7 separate regions of the Mus musculus genome follow, and regions 1, 2, 4, 5, 6 and 7 are each linked to region 3. Evidence: chromatin contacts called from ENCODE Hi-C data. All regions are on one chromosome and are shown on one strand. Each heading gives the region's core, a stretch centred on a gene start or an enhancer-like site at or near the end of the contact. The rest is flanking DNA. Distances are from core to core; before and after follow the strand shown.

What was found. Hi-C counts contacts between places; a loop is a spot of excess contacts on that map.
Region 1: a loop to region 3 is called in a map of regulatory T cell, with 28 times the contacts of the local background. The contact joins the promoter of Limk2 here to the promoter of Gsdma in region 3. A Hi-C loop is called at or near these places in 4 of 37 maps with a recorded cell type or tissue (T-helper 17 cell, T-helper 2 cell and regulatory T cell).
Region 2: a loop to region 3 is called in a map of T-helper 2 cell, with 21 times the contacts of the local background. The contact joins the promoter of Selenom here to the promoter of Gsdma in region 3. A Hi-C loop is called at or near these places in 3 of 37 maps with a recorded cell type or tissue (T-helper 17 cell and T-helper 2 cell).
Region 4: a loop to region 3 is called in a map of T-helper 17 cell, with 34 times the contacts of the local background. The contact joins the enhancer-like site here to the promoter of Gsdma in region 3. A Hi-C loop is called at or near these places in 4 of 37 maps with a recorded cell type or tissue (T-helper 1 cell, T-helper 17 cell and regulatory T cell).
Region 5: a map of regulatory T cell shows a loop between it and region 3 (575-fold over the local background). The contact joins the promoter of Sfi1 here to the promoter of Gsdma in region 3. A Hi-C loop is called at or near these places in 5 of 37 maps with a recorded cell type or tissue (T-helper 1 cell, T-helper 17 cell, T-helper 2 cell and 1 more).
Region 6: a map of T-helper 2 cell shows a loop between it and region 3 (35-fold over the local background). The contact joins the enhancer-like site here to the promoter of Gsdma in region 3. A Hi-C loop is called at or near these places in 2 of 37 maps with a recorded cell type or tissue (T-helper 1 cell and T-helper 2 cell).
Region 7: a map of T-helper 1 cell shows a loop between it and region 3 (25-fold over the local background). The contact joins the promoter of Pik3ip1 here to the promoter of Gsdma in region 3. A Hi-C loop is called at or near these places in 2 of 37 maps with a recorded cell type or tissue (T-helper 1 cell and T-helper 17 cell).

What each region holds. Positions count from the first base shown.
Region 1 is chr11:3,407,872-3,410,571 of GRCm38, forward strand. It overlaps Limk2 (LIM motif-containing protein kinase 2), which reads right to left and starts at 1,367. Exons shown (of 16, transcript NM_010718.4): 1 at 1,175-1,367. The coding sequence starts at 1,190. It overlaps Gm51879 (a long non-coding RNA gene), which reads left to right. Exons shown (of 2, transcript XR_003949624.1): 1 at 1-1,530; 2 at 1,876-2,700.
Region 2 is chr11:3,513,411-3,516,110 of GRCm38, forward strand. Selenom (selenoprotein M) reads left to right here and starts at 1,274. Exons shown (of 5, transcript NM_053267.3): 1 at 1,274-1,663. The coding sequence starts at 1,535.
Region 3 is chr11:98,663,060-98,665,759 of GRCm38, forward strand. It overlaps Gsdma (gasdermin A), which reads left to right and starts at 1,292. Exons shown (of 12, transcript NM_021347.4): 1 at 1,292-1,379.
Region 4 is chr11:3,440,556-3,443,255 of GRCm38, forward strand. All of the region lies in intron 1 of Rnf185 (ring finger protein 185), which reads right to left. Among named protein-coding and RNA genes, the nearest start is that of 8430429K09Rik, 11 kb to the right of the region's middle. Within about 2 kb of position 1,347, at least 1 of the 3 ENCODE cell types and tissues checked has a DNase peak (open chromatin) inside an H3K27ac peak, as active enhancers do.
Region 5 is chr11:3,192,279-3,194,978 of GRCm38, forward strand. Sfi1 (Sfi1 homolog, spindle assembly associated (yeast)) reads right to left here and starts at 1,325. Exons shown (of 33, transcript NM_030207.3): 1 at 1,082-1,325.
Region 6 is chr11:3,347,978-3,350,677 of GRCm38, forward strand. It overlaps Limk2 (LIM motif-containing protein kinase 2), which reads right to left. Exons shown (of 16, transcript NM_010718.4): 10 at 2,665-2,700; 11 at 2,415-2,471; 12 at 617-682. Among named protein-coding and RNA genes, the nearest start is that of Gm12592, 18 kb to the left of the region's middle. Within about 2 kb of position 1,261, at least 2 of the 3 ENCODE cell types and tissues checked have a DNase peak (open chromatin) inside an H3K27ac peak, as active enhancers do.
Region 7 is chr11:3,329,363-3,332,062 of GRCm38, forward strand. Pik3ip1 (phosphoinositide-3-kinase interacting protein 1) reads left to right here and starts at 1,369. Exons shown (of 6, transcript NM_178149.4): 1 at 1,369-1,642; 2 at 2,553-2,669. The coding sequence starts at 1,573. It overlaps Gm12592 (predicted gene 12592), which reads right to left and starts at 1,828. Exons shown (of 2, transcript NR_165248.1): 1 at 1,552-1,828.

The DNA of each region.
Region 1 (2,700 bases), core at 117-2,616, about 95 Mb before region 3:
TGAACCACATCCCATCCAACTCAATTTTAAAAAAATTATTTATTTAGAGACAGGATCGTATTCTGTCGTCCAGGTTGACCTAGTTAGTACGCCACACACAGACCAAGCAATTCTCCTGGCTCTGTCTAGTCTGGGATTACAGGTGTGCAATCACCACTACCAGCCAGGAAAAAAAATTAAGGGAAGAGACAGACGAATTTCCGCTCCATGCTTTCCTTCTCCAGAGCATATTATCACCAATAAGGTCTGAAATTCCATGTTCCCGTAGTGAGGAAGTGACCCACTGGCGGCCCGGTCCTTGAATTCAGGATGGAGGAAGTGACTGTCCACCGGCCCAAAGCCAGGAAGTGGAGGCACATATTCAGTCCCTCCCCCACCCCTAAAATTCTCCCTTGGCCTTTCTAGAAAACTTTTGGAAGTCGACCCTGGTAGACCCAGAAACTGAGCCACTCACACCGGTGGCTGGGAATAAGGCGGCAGAAAGTTCATGATGCCGCGGGGCAGGAAGCTGCAAGATGATTCGTGAAGGGATTTACAGGCCCAGCTAAGCCAATTCTGAAATTTCCTTCACTCAACTCTTCCCCTCAAGGTGCGGAGCTATTAATCTGCTGGCATCAGAGACTACGCGAGGACTCAACTAGTCTCTAGGAAGACTTGAAGCTGTTCTCCACAGGAGGCAGAGGTCTTTGAGCCTCAGGAAGAACGGTCGGATGTCTTCCTATCCACATCATAAACTCCACACTCATACTCTATCTCTAGGAACCACTCCTCCCAATCCCAGAGTCCAAAGACACCTTCGAGAACTTTGGGTCTACAGAAAACCTAGAACCCAGGATAACTCGGAATCTCAAGTCCTGAACTCTGGAAGACCCTGTACTTCCCATATTTCAGAATCTCAGGTGCCTCGGCTTCCTTAGCCAGGAGACTTGCCCGGTCTGCAGATCCGAGGATCCACCTCGCGGGAATTCGCCCCACGCGCCGGCCGCAAGGAGCCCTCAGTCTTAGAACGACTGCGCTCGGACTTCCAGAGTCCCAAGACCTTCAAGTCCCGAGGGAACCATTGTGTTCGATCCTCCCCACCCTGCCAGGCTCTCGCTGAGGATTCCGGACCCAAGAAAAACCAGACAGCCAGAAACCCGCGAGCGGCGGGCTGGACGGAATGGGCCCTTCTTACCCGCCAGCGCCGCCATGGTCCAGGGCGCGGACAACACAGGAAGGACCACCCGGCAGCAGCGCCTCAGGTCCGCGCCCGCCTGCGGTCTAGAGAAGAGGCTGTCTCTGCCCCTGCAGCCGGAAGGATGCACCGCCTACGGCGCCCTGGGAGGACCAAACCGCACCTGGCACGGGGACCCGCCCCGGAGCCCCTCCCACTTAGGTTAACGACCCGCCCTGCCCCGTCCCGCCTCCCGCGCGAACTCTGCCGCATCTCTGGCGCCTGCTGGCGACTGGCGACCTCTAGAGGCGTTCGGATTGACCAGGGTGATTCAGTTTAGGCTGGAGGTCGCAACACAGGGGACCCTCGGCGCTCAGGTTAGTCCAGTTGCCCTTCTACACTACTTGAAAATGGCTCTGCTCTTCAGGTGCAGAGCGTGGGTAGGTATCACAGGTCTTTTGACTCCCAGTTTGTAATCAGCAATGTGAACACGAAGAAGCTAAGAGAAACCACTTTTGCGTGTCAAAGGCAATATGGAAATGAGGCTCCCTAGAGCAGATTATGGAGGCCAAATACCTGGGTTCCTGGAATTTTGGGTCCAGGACTCCCACTCCTTATATAAAGTCCCTGGTTGGTCAAGTCTCATAGAAAATGGCGTAAACTTTGTCTATAATCCACGCACAATCTTCATATGCTTTATTTTTTCTTTTGTTTTGCCACAGGGTCTTGAAATGCAGCCAGACTGATATTGAACTTGCCAGCCTCTTGCCTCAGCTTCTTGAGTGCTGAGATATTCTTGTTTTAAATCATCTCTAGATTGTTTATTTAAAAAAAAAAACCAAAATCTAGATGTTCTAACATAGTTATCTTATTCTGTGACTAAAATCAAGAAAGAACCGGACAGTGGTGGCACACGCCTTTAATCCCAGCACTTGGGAGGCAGAGGGAGGTGGATTTCTGAGTTCGAGGCCAGCCTGGACTACAGAGTGAGTTCCAGGACAGCCGGGGCTATACAGAGAAACCGTCTAAAAAAAAAAAAAAAAAAAAAAAAAGACGCAGCACTCTCAGCTCCTTCTCCATCGCCATGTCTACCTGTATTCTGCCATGCTTCTGGCCGGGATGATAGTGAACTAAACTTCTGAACCTGTAAGCCAGCCCCAAATAAATGTTGTCCTTTGTAAGAGTTGCTGTGGTCATAGTGTCTCTTCCCAGCATTAGAACCCTAACTATGACACTCGGTTTTAGACAATTGTTACTTCCCTCCATCAGATTTATGTACATGGGAAAAGAGTCCAGAGGATCAGGAAATGGGTAGGAATGGAGCCCAAGGAAACCAATCCTGCCTCCAACTCTCCCATCAGCTGCCTCTGGCTCTACTACTTAGGTAAACAAAACAGCACAATTCTCTGTCTTCCTGCATGGCCTTTTGTTAACAAAAGTGGCTGCTAGTTAGATGTTTCTTCCGTGGCGCCTTCATATGACCTAGGGTGCACAAGTGCTAGGGAGGGGGCTGTACCTGACTTCCTTCCTGGGAACTCACTTGAGCT
Region 2 (2,700 bases), core at 24-2,523, about 95 Mb before region 3:
TGGTGGAATAAGCCCAGAAAGGTAAAAATACCTTGGATCACAAGCAGCGTTGGCTCAGTGTTGACAAGGTTCTCTGAATCCTGTGGGAAAGGGCACAGCGTGTTCTTGCTGTCTGCCAGGGATTGGTTCCAGGGCACACTTCCATACCAAAACTCGAAATATGAGGATGCTCAAATCCATAGATAAAATGGCTTAGTATTTTCCTAAAGCCCGTGTGGCCTGATCTTGTACTTTCTATCATTTCTAGATAATTTATAACACCTAATACAATACAGATGCTATAAATAGTTGTAATGCTCTATTGGTTGGAATAACAACAAGAAAAGAGTCTGTACATGTTCAGTACAGAGGCAGTTTTTACTTCCTAATATTTCCAACTTGAGACTGGTTAAATCCAGGGTGACAAAAAACTGATTGTACTTGCTGTGTCTGCTGAAGGCATGAGGACATGGAGTGCCACCTGTTTCCTCCTTGGTCCAGGGAGATGATCCACAGAGGTGTTTGGGGCTCAAATCCAGATCTATGAATTGGCCTATTTTACATTTCTGAAACAGTTCCTAATCTGCAAAACGGAGTTCATTGCTGGAGGGGGCCGTTGTGATGAGGAAGGGGAAGAGCTAATAATGGAAGGTAACACAGCCAGAGTCTGTCCTAATCACCCTGCCCTCAGGAGGTTGAGTGAAGAGTATTGCTTTGAGTTCAAGGACAGTAGGAGATTGGTGTGTACCATCTCTGACCAGATACTGTTCTAATGAGATGCATTGTGTATATTAACCCTCCCAGCCTTTTCTAGGTAAAAAAGGATAGGTAGTATTCCTTTGTAAGAATTTATATTTATTATTATTATTATATGTGTGTGTGCACCGCGTGTGCCTGTACAGGCACGGACATGCCATGGTGAGCGGTTGGGGACGCCTGTGGAGGACAGAGCACAACTTGTGGGAATTGCTGTTTTTCTTTCACTTTTTTTTAGGTTTCAGGGATAAAACTCAGGAGTCAGGCTGTCATAACAAGCGCTTTTACCCTCTGAGCTTTCTTGAGCGGGGCGTAGGTAATGGTCCTCGCTTACAACGTGTGCTTTGGGGAATTGAAGCTTTGATCGGAATTTCGTTCAAAGACATCAAAAGCGTATAAAGGAGATCTCCTAGGTTCCTGCTTCCTTATCTTAACTCTCTGACCCAGAAATCCTTGTGTCCATCTGCGAACCTCCTGCGCCCTCTGGTGACGCGAAGTAGTGCTGTCTCCTGGCATCCTGCGGGAGCGTTTCACACTTAGTGGGCAAATGCAATATGGAGATTGTGAGAACTGGGAACATGAAGTCTGGAGGACCAGAGAGTAGCTGAGACAGGGATGGGGGTTAGTGGGAGGCAACCACCCGATTTGGGTGGGATGTCAGTGGGGCTGTTTCTAGCTCTGGGGGCGTGGTTTATGGCTGGGCGGAGCTTTTGGCTTGGGCGGGGCCAGCTTGCGGGCCAGACGTGGCGCAGCGGCCGAGTTTGGGTGCAGCCTGCGGAACGTCTCCTGCCAGGCACAGATGAGCATCCTACTGTCGCCGCCGTCGCTGCTGCTGCTTCTTGCAGCCCTTGTGGCTCCAGCCACCTCCACCACCAACTACCGACCGGATTGGAACCGTCTTCGAGGCCTGGCCAGGGGGCGGGTGGAGGTGAGTGCGCCTTTTCCCAACCTTAGTACGACAGTTCCACAACCTTGCTGCCCCTTATCCCAAGAATATAGTCCGGCCTCAGGAATACCAGAATTCCCGAAACACCCCCCCCCCCTTTCCCTCCTGCACGGCCCGGGAATCATTCCTTTTATTTCCCAGCCGCATGATGAACAGCATCTACTGTGGAAGTAAGAAGTCTCGTCCTTGTGGCCTGGCACTCTGAACCCTTGCCTCTGCTCCAGGCTTGGCCCTACCGTGGGTCTCTGGCTATAATTTTTTGAAAACTGGCCCCTTAGAACCCACCTTCTCTAAGGATAACCTCACCTTTCCCCATTATTTCTCCCCCCACCCAGACTTAGTGCCTGGCATTCCAGAATCTCTTTTCTTCTGGTGGGGAGAAAAGACCTAAGCTCCTCCCCTCACTGTACTCTGCTGGAGCTGGAGGAGAGGATAGGGAAATGAGATACCAACAGTCCACAGCCACCCTGGACCACCACCACCTGCCGGCCAAAGGACTCCCCTGGAGTCTTCCTAAGTGATTCCTATGTTTGCAGACTCTTCATGGGCCTTAGCTGGTTTATTTTTAATTTAAAAAAAAATTAACAAAAGGAAGTGTAAGGGAGGCCTGAAATAGGGAGGTCTGGACTTCCTGTTGGGCTGCGGCCTCCCATCAGGAATAGAGAAGGACCATCCATACTCCCAAGTTAGGGAAGATCAGCCAGATGGTTCCTGAAGCTGAACCACAGGTGGCTGGCAGGGCTGCCTCTGCATGGGGTGGGGTAGGGACCAGATGGCAGGTGCCTCTAACAGGGCCCTTAGGGTAGTTCTGAGCTGTTCCCTTCTAGTCTGACTTTCGTCTCAAGGGCCAAAGGCCAGGGTTAGAATTCTACCGACAACAGGGAGAATGCCGTAACCCATGTCTCCTGGGCATTGGTCAGCTATCAATAACATGCAGACAGGGACCCATGGCTGGTTTCTCTCCCTCATTCTTTACCTGTGGCTCTAGGCCTGAGCTTCCCAACCTGTACAGAGGTCTT
Region 3 (2,700 bases), core at 42-2,541:
GGAAGGGAATGGAGGAAAGAAAAGGGGTGAAGGATGGGGACCAGAGAGGCAGAACAAAGTGTGGAAGGATTCTGAGAAAGTAAAGTAATAAAGTTTTAAAGATATTTTTGCAGAGTGTGAGACTCTTTCCTCACTCCTACCAGTCCCTAAGGAAATCTCCAGGAAACTGCTTCTTCATATGGCCTTGCAGTAAATCACATAAATTGTAATTTAGAGACCTGCCTGTGTGTGTAGAATCCTCTTTTAAGTGATTTCCAAGGAGCAACTTTAATAAGATAATGGGGGCTGGAGAGATGGCTCAGAGGTTAAGAGCACTGACTGCTCCTCCAGAGGTCCTGAATTCAAATCCCAGCAACCACATGGTGGCTCACAACCATCAGTAATAGAATATGTAGTCCTCTTCTGGTATGTCTGAAGAGAGCAGCAGTGCACTAACATGAGAGAGAGAGAGAGAGAGAGAGAGAGAGAGAGAGAGAGAGAGAGAGAGAGAGAGAGAGAGAGAGAGAGAAAGTTCCTGAATGACCTACAGGGAGACAGCTGAACGCCCACAGCATACATCCTGGGCTGTCCGTCATCTCACCGCTGAGATCCACCTCTGCCTGTGTGTGAGCATATATTCCATATACTTAGAGATGCTTCCAAATTATAGAAGGCCATATGAGCTCACTCTATCCTGCCTCCTCAGACTTCTGTGCATACTGGTACCAAGTTATGCATGTGTAGCCAAGGCACATATACACATAGAGAGAGGTAAGAATCAGCAGGCTGATGCATACAAAGTTGAAGGGCAGATTTTCAGCTGCTCTGCTGCCTGTAGTCCCTGAACATACAGGATTTCTTATCACTTATCATTTCCACAAGGCCTCAGATGAATGGCAGGTGCTTCCAGATGACATCAGGGCAGTGATCCACCCTGTATCACCCCTGCACACAATTACACGCATGCATGAGTACACACACACACACTCACATGCACACTCACACACAAATAAGCATAAGTGCATACACACACGCACACAGCCAATTCCCACTGCCTCCCTTCCTCCCCAGTCTATAAGCAAACTTTCAGTCCCCCTTCTTTCTGTCTCAGCCCCAGCAACACAGACACCTGCCTGGCATCTTTTTACCCACCCCCACAGGACCTGAGGCGGGGCACTTCAAACAGGTTGATGCTGTTCTCCTGGAAGTGGAACAAAAAGGGGTGGGGTCATTGTGGGAGGCGGGGTCTGTGGGAGCTTACATCCCCGCCTCCATGGAGGCATAAAGCAGCCAGTCCTGATAAAGGACAGCCAGTCATTCCCTCACCCTATAGACAGAACGAGCTCTGGTTCCTCACCACACACCAGCTGCCAGACAGGATCCAGCATCACCCTTCCCTGGTAAGATCAATGATGGCTGAGGAGGCAGGGGGACATTCTGGGGAACCAGGGGAAGGTTGGGGCCAAATGGGCATGGGATTTCTTATCCTTTATCATGGCCATAAATCTCCCTGCATTTTACTGGGGGTAGGACTCATAGTAGGCCTTAGAGAGAAGAGAGGCAGCCCTTTGAGTGCCACTCTGGTGAAGGGTAGGTCCTTCTAGGTACACTCAGTTGGTCTCTGGAGGGACATAGGCCATCCCAACCCTTCCAGGAACAAGGGCTGGAAAGTATATTGTAGATGGCAGGATGGCCCCAACATCTCTGTGTGCTCCTTCCTGTTTCCCTGCCTCTGTCAAGTACTACAGAAAGGTGAGGCCCATGGAGGCTAGCTGATGTGTCTGATCTCTTCCACCCACCAGGAAAACCTGGGTGTGTCTCCTGGATCCCCAGGTGAGATACCTCGACTTCAAAGACAGAGTCCTAAACTGTCAAACTTGTGATCCTTGCAGGCCCCACATCCTCTTGGTCCCTCTCCCTCCAGCATGTCTCCCAGGACCAAGCTCACTCTTTCTATCCTTGTTTCTACCAGACATGGTGCTGATGCTGTAGAGGTGACTCAGGCCCATTTCCTGCCCTCAGGAAAGTCACAGTTGAGTAGGCAAGGCAGTCAGGTGAACAGATGGATGGTAACAAGATGAATTAGCAGGTGTTTCAGAAGTGGATATACAAGATGCCTTGGGAATGCAGGCAGAGTCACCAAAATGCCCAAAGGAGTAAAGGGGTGAGCAGGTGACATGAGTTGAGTCTTTTTTTTTCCTTCTTACTCCAGTCCTGCTTGCTCAGAGTCCAAAGATTGATTGATTGATTGATTGATTGATTGATTGATTATAAGTACACTGTAGCTCAGATCTCATTATGGATGGTTGTGAGCCACCACGTGGTTGCTGGGATTTGAACTCAGGACCTCCAGAAGAGCAGTCTGTGCTCTTAACTGCTGAGCCATCTCTCCAGTCCTTCAGTTGAGTCTTATAGGACAAATACGAATTCTTTCTATTGGAAAGGGGATATATCGTAAGCAGAACTAACAAAGGCAAAGAAGTAGTTGGGAGAGAGGAACTAGGAAATTTGCCCACTTATACTGGTGTTGCTAGGAGGTGGGTGGGAAGGAAATGGAGGGTGCAAACAAGTGTAGCCTTGCCAAGGAAAGGGCAACTGGGGAAGCTGCCCAGCTCTGACTGCCCAGGCTCCTGGGCCCAGTGCGGTTGCTTCTTTCCCTAGTGTCCACAGGTCCTAGTTTCAACTGTCCCTTAGTGTGACAGGACACTTCCCTTCCCTTGC
Region 4 (2,700 bases), core at 97-2,596, about 95 Mb before region 3:
CCCCACCCCACTCACTTGTACTTTCCACTTTGTCCACAGTAAATACTATATTTGAATTTTTGGTTATATTTATTTACTTAAGATGTATGTGAGTGTGTGGGTACACCTGCCACAAGTGACTTGTGGAGGTTGGTATTTTCCTCCTCCATCATAGGGACCCTGGGGATTGGATCCAGGTCATAAGCTTGGCAGTAGGCACTTTTACCCACTGACCCATCTCAACAGCTCACTTACTAATATTCAGAAAAATAAGGGAATTTGTTCAAAGTTCTATATCTTCTTTTTTTTTTAAAGATTTATTTATTATATGTAAGTACACTGTAGCTGTCTTCAGACACACTAGAAGAGAGTGTCAAATCTCATTACAGACGGTTGTGAGCCACCATGTGGTTGCTGGGATTTGAACTCAGGACTTCTGGAGAAACAGTCAAAGCTCTTAACCACTGAGCCATCTCTCCAGCCCCCAAGTTCTATATCTTCATATTTCAACAAAGGACAAAAAGGAAGCAAGCAGACTAAGAATCATTCACATGAAATTGTGGTGGAAATTTTAGAGATTTTGTTGTTGTTGTTTTAATATTTATTTATTTATTATATGTAAGTACACTGTAGCTGTCTTCAGATACTCCAGAATAGGGAGTCAGATCTCATTATGGATGGTTGTGAGCCACCATGTGGTTGCTGGGATTTGAACTCAGGACCTCTGGAAGAACAGTCAGTGCTCTTAACAGCTGAGCCATCTCTCCAGCCCCCTGTTGTTTGTTTTTTAAGACAGGTCTATGTAGCCCTGGCTGGCCTGGAACTAACTAAATGGACCAGACTAAATCTAGTCTCTCATAGAGATCTGCCTGTCTAAGATTAAAGGCATGAGCTACATTGGGTAAAATTTTAGCACTTTACACTTACACACACACACACACACACACACACCTACCTCTGCATGCACAAAATTTCTATTACTGGCTGGAGTTTTGTCAACTTGACACAAGTTAGAGTCATTTAAGAGGGAACCTCTTATAAGTACAGCATTTAATTGAGGCTGAGGTTCAGAGGTTCAGTCTAGTATCATCAAGGTGGGAACATGGCAGCATCCAGGTAGGCATGGTGCAGGAGAAGCTGAGAGTTCTACATCTTCATCTGATGGCTGCTAGAAGACTGGCTTCCAGGCAGCCAGGATGAGGGTCTTAAAGCCCAGATCCACCATGACAAACCTACTAACAGTGCCACTCCCTGGGCTAAGCATATACAATCCATCACACTGGCCTATGGCAAGTCTGTGGGACATTCCTTGATTAATGACTGATGTTTGATGGCCTAGCCTGCTGGGGGCAGTGCCAACTCTGGGCAAGTGGTCCTGGATAGTATAAGAAAGCAGGCTGAACAAGTCAGAGCAGCACTTCTCCATGGCTCCTGCCCTGCTTGAGTTCTTGCCCTGATTTCCCTCAGTGATGGGGGGTGACCTCAGAGTTACAAACTAAAATAAAACCCTCCCTCCCCAAGTTGCTTTTGACATGGTATTTCTCACAGAAACCCTAACTAAGACAACACCCATACATATATTTTTTTAGATTAATTATATGAGTGTTTTGCCTGCACATATGTCCTTGTACTGTATGTGCATCTGGTGCCCAAGGAGATCAAAAGAGTGTGTCAGATTCTCTAGGACTAGAGTTACAGATGGCTGTAAGCCACCATGTGACTTCTGGGAATCAAGCCCAGGTTCTCTGCAAGATCAAGTGCTCTTAACTGCAGAGCCATCTCTCCAGGCCCCAAAGTATTTTTTTTAATTGAAAGAAAAAAAATGGCTGGAGAATAGCTCAATGGTAGAGAGGTGTTCAATACCCTGTATTGTAAAGTAAGTAAATAAATAAATACAATTTTTAGAGATTTATTTAAAGACTTATTTATATTATGTATGTGAGCACACAGTTGATCTCTTCAGACACACCAGAAAAGGGCACTGGATCCCATTACAGATAGCTGCGAGCTACCATGTGGTTGCTGGGAATTGAACTCAGGACCTCTGGAAGAGCAGTAGTGCTCTTAACCACTGAGCCATCTCTCTAGCCCATAAATATAATTTTACCAAAAGCATGGCACAGAGATATCTGATACTCTAAGTGTGAATTTCAGTTCTCACTTATTGTGTAATTTTGCCCAAGTTATCTCCTCTCCATGCTTGTCTGTAGAATGGGTCATTATCTCTATACACAATAGCTGTCACAATCTGACAGAAAACAGTACCGAGGCTCCATCCAGGTAAGTATTCAGGAACAGTACTCCTTATATTCCCCCAGAGAGCAACGAAATCAGCACGTGGTTACACTGCAAATGAGTCATTACGTCCCTTTCTGAATGAGCATTCTTCCTTGAAGGCAGCCTGGGTAACTATGCACTGGTAGGAAATGTAGTATGGAACAAAGCTTGACCCAGAGAATTAAGATTTCTACCTAAAGTGCTGAAGTCAAGGGCATTTGCATTTCTTACCATAACATCTTCTAACACCCTGCTAATCTTTTCTGTATGAATTATTTCATTTAATATTCCCTGCTTGCCTTGAGGTAAAAATTACTACAACACTGTTAGCATACCCTGGGATGTTAAATTAGGCTGAGTAGTTACGTCACTCGCTCATGCCATGATTGGTCACAGAGCCAGTCAGTGGCAAAGCTTCACATCCCAGGTCATGTGCATAACAGC
Region 5 (2,700 bases), core at 75-2,574, about 95 Mb before region 3:
TCGTCTGACCTCTCCATTTGGGCTTCTGAGGGCAACAGGCAAGCACAAGGTACCCAGACACCCATGCACGCAAAACAGCCACACACATAAATCTTTTTTTTTTTAATGTTTTTAAATAATCATGAATTGGAGGTTAGCCTGGGTTCTGAGGCCAGTGTGAGCTAGCTTGTGTTATAGAGACGCCAGAAATGGAGCCCAAAGCCTTCAGGACACCAGACAATCAGTCTACCTATGAGCTGGCATTTCAGGTGTGTTGTGAGCCACCAGTGGTGAACGCTGGGATTCCAACTGGTATTGTCTCAAAAAGGAGTAAGGGTTTCTTAAGCGCTGAGCCATCTCTCTGGCTCCTTTAATAAATCATCTTTCTTTTTAAAAATATTTAATATTAAATTTTAAACCATGATAACTTCAAATTACTTGATAATTACCAGGCAATCTAAAGCTCAGGGACTACAATTAAGACAGCATTTACAGCACGGGTTGCACATGTTTTTCCGAAGCACTTTTCATGAACGACCCACTCTAAGAACAGGCACCTCAGCTGGTGCTTATTGTCATTTTCCAGGCTGATGCTCAAGACCATCAGCTAACAGGTGGCAAAGGTGCCACTCTCATTCAAACCTCGATACACCTTCAGGAACTAAACCAGAAGAGGTTCCATGGTACAAACGCAACGTGAGCTCAGCTCCTTGCTTGGTCACTTGAGCTCAGTGTACCAACGAGCCCTACGCCCCGCCACACCCCTGAATCGAACGTGGATCTGCGCAGACTAGTAAGCGAAGCACGAGCTGGAGAATCACTCAGCGGAGCTCTCCACCAGGGGGAGAAGGATGCATAGACCCTGCAGAAACAGCGCGAGTGCAGCCGTGACTGCGAGCGACCTTACGCACGCCCTGCTCGCACTTCCACGCATGGACCAGAGCCTTGTGGGTAGGCAGCATCTCCTGCACTTCTACAGAAGAAAGCAGAAGCCCCGACCAAGCCGTTCCAGGACAAAGTTCCTAGGAACGCGCGCTCCGCCAACTTCAAAACGCAAGGGCGAGCCAGTCAAAAGCTGGAGGCGCTAGGCCGGGCCTCGTACCTGAGGGAGGTGACTCCTCAGCAGACGCTAGACAGAGGTGGTAGCAAAGGGCCCCAGCCCAGAGTTTCCGGCCCTGCGCCGACGGCGGCTCCTCCCCCGTCTCCACGGCAACGCGACCCGCGCCGGAAGCTGCTCTGTCCAGCTTAGTGCGCTCTGTCTTCCAGGAAACAGAGACTTCTCTCTAAGCTCGGCTTCCTACGGTTTTCTTGCCCTGAAGTTTCTGCGCTTCTGAGAAGCGGGTCACTAGTTACAACTCCTGCATGGGACCGGTGTGAGACGGAAAAGTGTCTCTTTTCATTGCGTGGTGGCTCACGTCGGTAATCTCCGCATCAAACAGCCGAATCTTTAAAGAGAACTTTCAGAACAAAGTATGAAGTTTCATACTAAGAACAGTGAAAACTAGTGGGTGGGTGTCTGAAGACGAAAACCAAGGGGCAGGAGATATGACTCACCAGTTAAATGCACTTTTCATTCATCCAGACTCCCAATACCCACACGGTGGCTCTTAAAACAGCCGTGACTCCCAAGTCGCGCTCCCGTTTGACCTATATGCAAGCAAAACATTCATACTCAAAATTTTTAAAAAGATTAAACCCAAGAAATATGGGTTTTGCCCTTTTACAAATGGTAATTTTGTAATCCAAAGATTTAAAAGCAATTATTGGTAACAGTCATTTGTGGGAGGCTGAGGCAGGGGGATCCCTGCAGTTAAAGAAAACCTGGCCTAATGAGTGAATTCCAGTACCGCCTGAGCTAGAATGAGACTCAGAATGGACAAGAAAAGTGTTTAAATCCAGTCTGCTGAAATGACAAGATGGCTCCTGAGTCCTAGGACCTGAGCTCAATCTCCAGTATTCCTATGGCAAAAGAGAACTCGCTCTTAGAAGCCATCCTTTGACCTCTAGCCACAAGCCATGACCATCCATGCACACAAAAAATAAAGATAATGGGAAAATAAATCTGGCCCGACAGTGGTGACTCACGCCTATAATCCCAGCACTTGGGAGGCAGAGGAAGGTGGATTTCTGAGTTCGAGGCCAGCCTGGTCTACAGAGTGAGTTCCAGGACAACCAGGGCTATACAGAGAACCCTAAAAAAAAGGAAAGAAAGAAAGAAAGAAAGAAAGAAAGAAAGAAAGAAAGAAAGAAAGAAAAAGAAACCTGGCTTAATGGTTCGTGCCTGCACTCCCTAGCTACTTAGGAGGTTGAGGCAGGGAATCACTAATTTTAAGATCACTGTCAGAAATTTGGAAAGACTGTCTCAAAAAAGAAAGGTGTGGGGGCCAGGCGAGGGGGGAAGGAATGGTTGCAGAGGCATATGAATCTCTGTTGAATTTAAAGCCAGCCTGCTCCTCAGAGTGAGTTCCAAGATAGCCAGGGCTAGGCAGAGAAACCCTGTCTCCAAAGGCAAAACAAACAAGCAAACAAAAAAAACCACAAAGATCATTGGACTCAGGTATGGAGTCACATACCTTTAATACCAATTCTAGAGAGACAGAAACAGGTGAATATGAGTTTCAGGCTAACCTCCTCTACAAAGAGAATCCCAGGCTAGCCAATGCTATAAAACAAGATTTTATCTCAAAAGAGCCAACAAGGTCCTGAGTTCAAATCCCAGAA
Region 6 (2,700 bases), core at 11-2,510, about 95 Mb before region 3:
GAAGTGACCTGCAGAGTGCACTTCAGGTGACTTAGGATTTCTTGTCTATCTTCAGCCCTTTGTCTTGTTCCTAACAAGGACTTGTAGTTGCCAGAATAGGTTAAGAGAAAAGGTCAGGCAAAGGCAGTAAGGGAAAGGGAGGAGCTATGGGGCAGTGGTGTGAAGAGGGACTACTGTAGAGGGAAGCTGGCAGGAGACACAATGCTGGAACAACTCTAACTAAGGGCTGTCTGAGGAACCCTGGCCCCATGCTACCTATGTGGATTAAAGACCCTGCAGCCCGTCCACGTTGTAAAGTGGGATCAGCAAACTGTTTTAGGGGCCTGTTCCAAGGCAAGAGCTCTTCACAGACAAGGAATTCAGCCCCCATCCACACCCAGACTCCTGCCTGCCAGACAGGAGAGCTAATCCCTTCTAATAATAATCACCTCAAGGGCTGCTCCTGGGGAGGTGAAATTGTTCCTGCATGTGTGTATCTGAGAGCTTCCATAAGATGGGGATGGCAAAAGGCACTTGAAGGTAGCAGAAAGCCCAAAATAGATCCTATAGATGGTGTGTTTGGTCTGAAGCCAGAGGGATAGCCCCAGGCATCTCAGGCCAGCACAGTGGGACGTACCAATTTGATGAGACAGTTGTGTGAGTTCAGGTCCCGGTGGATGATGCACATGGAGTGTAAATAGGCCTGTAACAGAAGCAGGAGCCATGGAGCCTCTTGGCCCAGGCCACGCCCATCCTGCTGCCCCTCCCCCAGTCCCAGCTACTCCTGTCTTCTAGGCCAAGCCTGTTTAGCTTCCCATCCCCACCCCCAAGCCACGCTTGTGTCCTAACACCAACAGAAAACTGCCAGTTCCTGCCCAGGTTTTCCCACTGTCTCCACCTCTACTGGCCTCTGAGTCTCCCATCCTTGAGGCAATCTAAAGTGAGCACCCTCAAACACACTGCTCCCCCTGGCCCCTCCAGAGTCAGGCTTTAGCCCCTTTGGGAAAGCAATGACCTCCTGACTCACCTCCCCTGACACACCCTCCTCCTCTGCCTGTACTTCAGCCCCTCCCTCTTCCTGTCCAGCCATTTCTAAACTATTTTTACTAGACATTCCCGTGTCACTCTTAGGAGCTTACTTTCTCAGTCTTTCCTTTCCCCGTAGATGGGGAAGGTGACACTGCCCTCTTCCTAGCCCCCTGTACTACTTCACTGTTCCTAGGCCCACAGAGTTTTTCCTATAGCTGTAACCCAGCCTGGCTGCCTGCCAACCCCTCCTCAAAGGCTGTCATACCTCCCCCATGTACCCTCTTTCCTGAGACCCCTGTGTGTTGCTTCTGTTCCAGCCCCCACAGGGCCATCCCTTTGCAGAGCCATCTTCTCCTGTGCTGGCCATCGCTGCCTGCACAGCTCTGGCTCACTTTCTCTTTACAGAGCTGGGTGACCTCTGGCAAACTCCTGGCAAGCCCAGGACCCAGCCCTTCCTCTTCTACCTCACTTCTTCACTGTGAACAGAGGTTCCTGGAGGAATGAGCACAATCCTGGGTGCAGCCCCTCCCTCCGCGAAGTGACTGCTCCACACAGCAGGCACTGTGCTTCACTAGTTGTGAGGATGGCTAGACTCATTCCCACAATGCACCCAATAGGAACTTTAGTCTACTACTGGCTCATTCTTCAGCATTCACCTAAACATGTCCTCCTTCCCGCCTCACCTAGAACACATGTCCCCCTTCCCACCTCACCTAGAACACATGTCCCCCTTCCCGCCTCACCTAGAACACATGTCCCCCCTTCCCACCTCACCTAGAACACATGTCCCCCTTCCCGCCTCACCTAGAATACATGTCCTCCTTCCCGCCTCACCTAGAACACATGTCCCCCTTCCCACCTCACCTAGAACACATGTCCCCCTTCCCACCTCACCTAGAACACATGTCCCCCCTTCCCACCTCACCTAGAACACATGTCCCCCTTCCAGCCTCACCTAGAACACATGTCCCCCCTTCCAGCCTCACCTAGAACACATGTCCCCCTTCCCGCCTCATCTAGAATACACTGCCCCCCTTCCCGCCTCATCTAGAATACACTGCCCCCCTTCCCACCTCATCTAGAATACACTGCCCCCCTTCCCGCCTCATATTCGGTAGGTAAGGTCCCACTGCACCTGAGCACCTCTTTGACAGAAAGGTCAGGGTACACTGAGCTATGGTTTGCCTTGTTCATGCCATTTGGTGTTAAAGAGATTTGGAGTCCTTTGAGAATAGAACTGTTGACTGAAAGAGAGGAGCTAGCCAACTACTAGCTTGGTACTGAAAGAAATTTAGTAGGCAGCTGCTGAATGTCCCAGCCCCCATGATGGGTCTCTTGTCTTCCAGAGCAGCCTGCAATCCCTGCACCTCACTCTACACATGCGCAAGACTGCTGGTAGGACTCACCATTCCAGAGGAGATGCCTTTGGCAAACCTGACCTTCTGTTGCCAGGGGAACGGGTCCTGCAGGATAGGAGAATGTCCATAAGAGGAGTCCTTCCCAGCTTTTGGTCTAGACTCCATTCCAGTCTCTCCCAGTATACACCACTGATGGCAAACAAGGTCCCTCTAACCCTCAAGGTTCCAGAGTAATGAGCACAGGTGTCCCTCTGATAACCCACCAAGGCTCTTCCTGACTGTGGGGTCACGTGCTTACCACACTGCGCAGGAAGTCTTTGAGTGTGCCTCCCTC
Region 7 (2,700 bases), core at 119-2,618, about 95 Mb before region 3:
ACACACCATGTGATCTGACCCTACACACACACATACCACACACATATATACACACCACATGCACACCCCCCCACCCCTCCCCAACCCCACCCCCACACGCACACACACGCACTCTTTGGGGGGCGGTGTTTATATGTGTGTTTTGCCAGCATATGTGTATGTGCATGACTGAGTATCAGAGGAGGGAGTCCATATTCTGGATCTGGACACAGATGGCCTTATGCTAAGTGCTGGGAACTGAACTAAGTGCTCCGCAAGAGCAACAAGTGCTCGTAACTAATGAGCCACCTCCCCAGTCCGGACAATGGTTTTAAAAGGCATGTCAGGTGGTTTGGGGACATGGTTCAGAGACTAGGAGTACTTGCTGCTCTTCAAGAAGAGCTGACCCGAGTTCCACTGCCTACTTCAGCTACCTCCCATGGTCGACAACTGCCTATAACCCCAGTTCTTGAGGCCCTGAAGTTTTCCTATGGCCTGAGTACAGACACAGATAAACCCACAAATAAAAATAACCCTTTTCTTCTTAAAAGACACATCAGGGTTCAATCACTTCTCATAGTTAGAATCACATTAGCTTTCCACTATGATAAAGTCTATAAAACTTACTTCATAGTGTTATTTTTTTCCTCCCTACATTGTGGCAAGATCAAAACAGAGTTTCTATTCTTGGATTTGCCCCAGTCACAAGGTAGTCTTGGCAAACCACCCTGTTCTCTCAGTTTACTGAGGCTGCTTGGGAACTTCAACTGCCAGCCAAATAGAAACTCCAAAAGCCCTAAGTTATGTGGATGTGGTTTAACTGTAGACACAAATTATTGCAACTAGATTTCCTATATACTGCTTGAGGGGAGTTGGAAGGAAGACATTTTACTTCTGGGCTGGTAAAAAGGGTGGACTTTACAATATAGCTAAAGGAATTCAATGTTTGTGTAACATGTATTTTCAGCTAATGATACCCTTTCTGTGTTCCTACTATATATGGATAACCCAAACCTCAAATGTTAGTAAAGGAATGTGACTGAACTGGCCCTAGCAAAGTACAATTTAAATATATTGCTTCCAGACAGATAATTCTTAGTTGTGCTGTCTATGTGGTCTTAAATTCTTCCTGCTTCTGCAATCAGCATCCGCTCTTACAACTGTGTAGTGCTTTTGGGGCTCCTAATCCACCCCACTCCACGATGCCTTCTGACACAGTGACTCTGTACTCACACTGGTGGAAAAGGAAGAAAAGCCCTGGGCATGCAGTTGTGCAGGTCTCACGCGGAGCTGCTGCTAAGCAAAACCTCTCTGCCACTCTCGGCTTGGCTGAGTTCCTCTCTTGGCTCAGGGTTAGTGATCTGGTAAGGTCTAGGAGGCTTAGGACCCAGGGGGCGCCTTTCAGCTGAAAAACACCTCGGCTGCAGCAAGCTAGCTGGGAAGCTCCCAGTTCTAAAGAGAGGCTGTTTACCAGAAGAGCATAACAGGGGCCGGCCAGTCTGACTGCAAGGAGACAAAACTGCTGCCAAGGAGGACCCCCCCCCCCCATTTGGACACTGGCTGTTGAGTCACCTGCGAGCCGAAGAGACGAGGATGCTGTTGGCTTGGGTACACACATTTCTTCTCAGCAACATGCTTCTGGCAGAAGCCTATGGATCTGGAGGTGAGATTACGTTTTCTCCCCCTTTCTGCAGCAACTTAAATGAAACAGATTCCCCAAACGTGGTCAGGCCGACAGGGAAGGAAGGTTTTGGCTGCTTTTCTCGTTATCCTACGAAAGCATTCTTCTCTCCTCTCTCCTTCCTTGCCAGAGGCTTGCAGCTCCATCTTTGCCATTAAGAACAAAGACAAGTAGTCACTTTCTCTTTCCCTTTCCTTTCACACGAGTGGATGGAGTGGAATTCGTCTCTTCTACTCCCCAGAGTCTTACCCTTTTAAAGTCCGTTTGCTTTGTGTGGCAGGCGCACGAACCTCCCCTCTCCAGCCTCCTCCCGTGGCTCTCTGCTGAGGGGAGTGGGAGCTTAAGAGATGAGGCAGAGACCCTCAGCTGGGGTCTCTATTGGATCTTTTGCTTCCCTGAATCAAAGGCTTTTGTGGAATTCTCTTGGGAGCTGGCGGTGTCTGTTAAACTAGCAGAAAGTGGCTGTATTCGTAGAGAAGGGAACACCAGTTTATATAACATTGACTTCTCAACACTGGGATGACTTCCATGTCTGACTGCCCAGAACCAAACTCACCATCTCCACAGAAAGACCTTAGGGAGAAAGACCTTCTTGTACCTTCAAAGTGGTCCCAAGTCCAAGAATAACAACCCTTTGCAGTTGTGCAGCGATCTTAAGCTTTTTTAAAAGGAAGGAAGGAAGGAAGGAAGGAAGGAAGGAAGGAAGGAAGGAAGGAAGGAAGGAAGGAAGGGAAGGGAAGGGAAGGGAAGGGAAGGAAGAAGAAAGCTAAATCGAGTGTTGTGTGTGGACCAAACGCCGCCAGGGGCGTGACACTCTGAGGTACACAGGGCTTTCTCCCGCGGGGCCAGAGAAACGCACTAAGAGTCTCGGGCGGGTTCCTCTTCCTCATAGGCTGCTTCTGGGACAACGGCCACCTGTACCGGGAGGACCAGCCCTCGCCCGCGCCGGGTCTCCGCTGCCTCAACTGGTTGGCCGCGCAAGGCAGCCGCGAGTCGCTCACCGAGCCCAGTGAGTGTCCGCCGGGGAGGCGGGCGGGGTT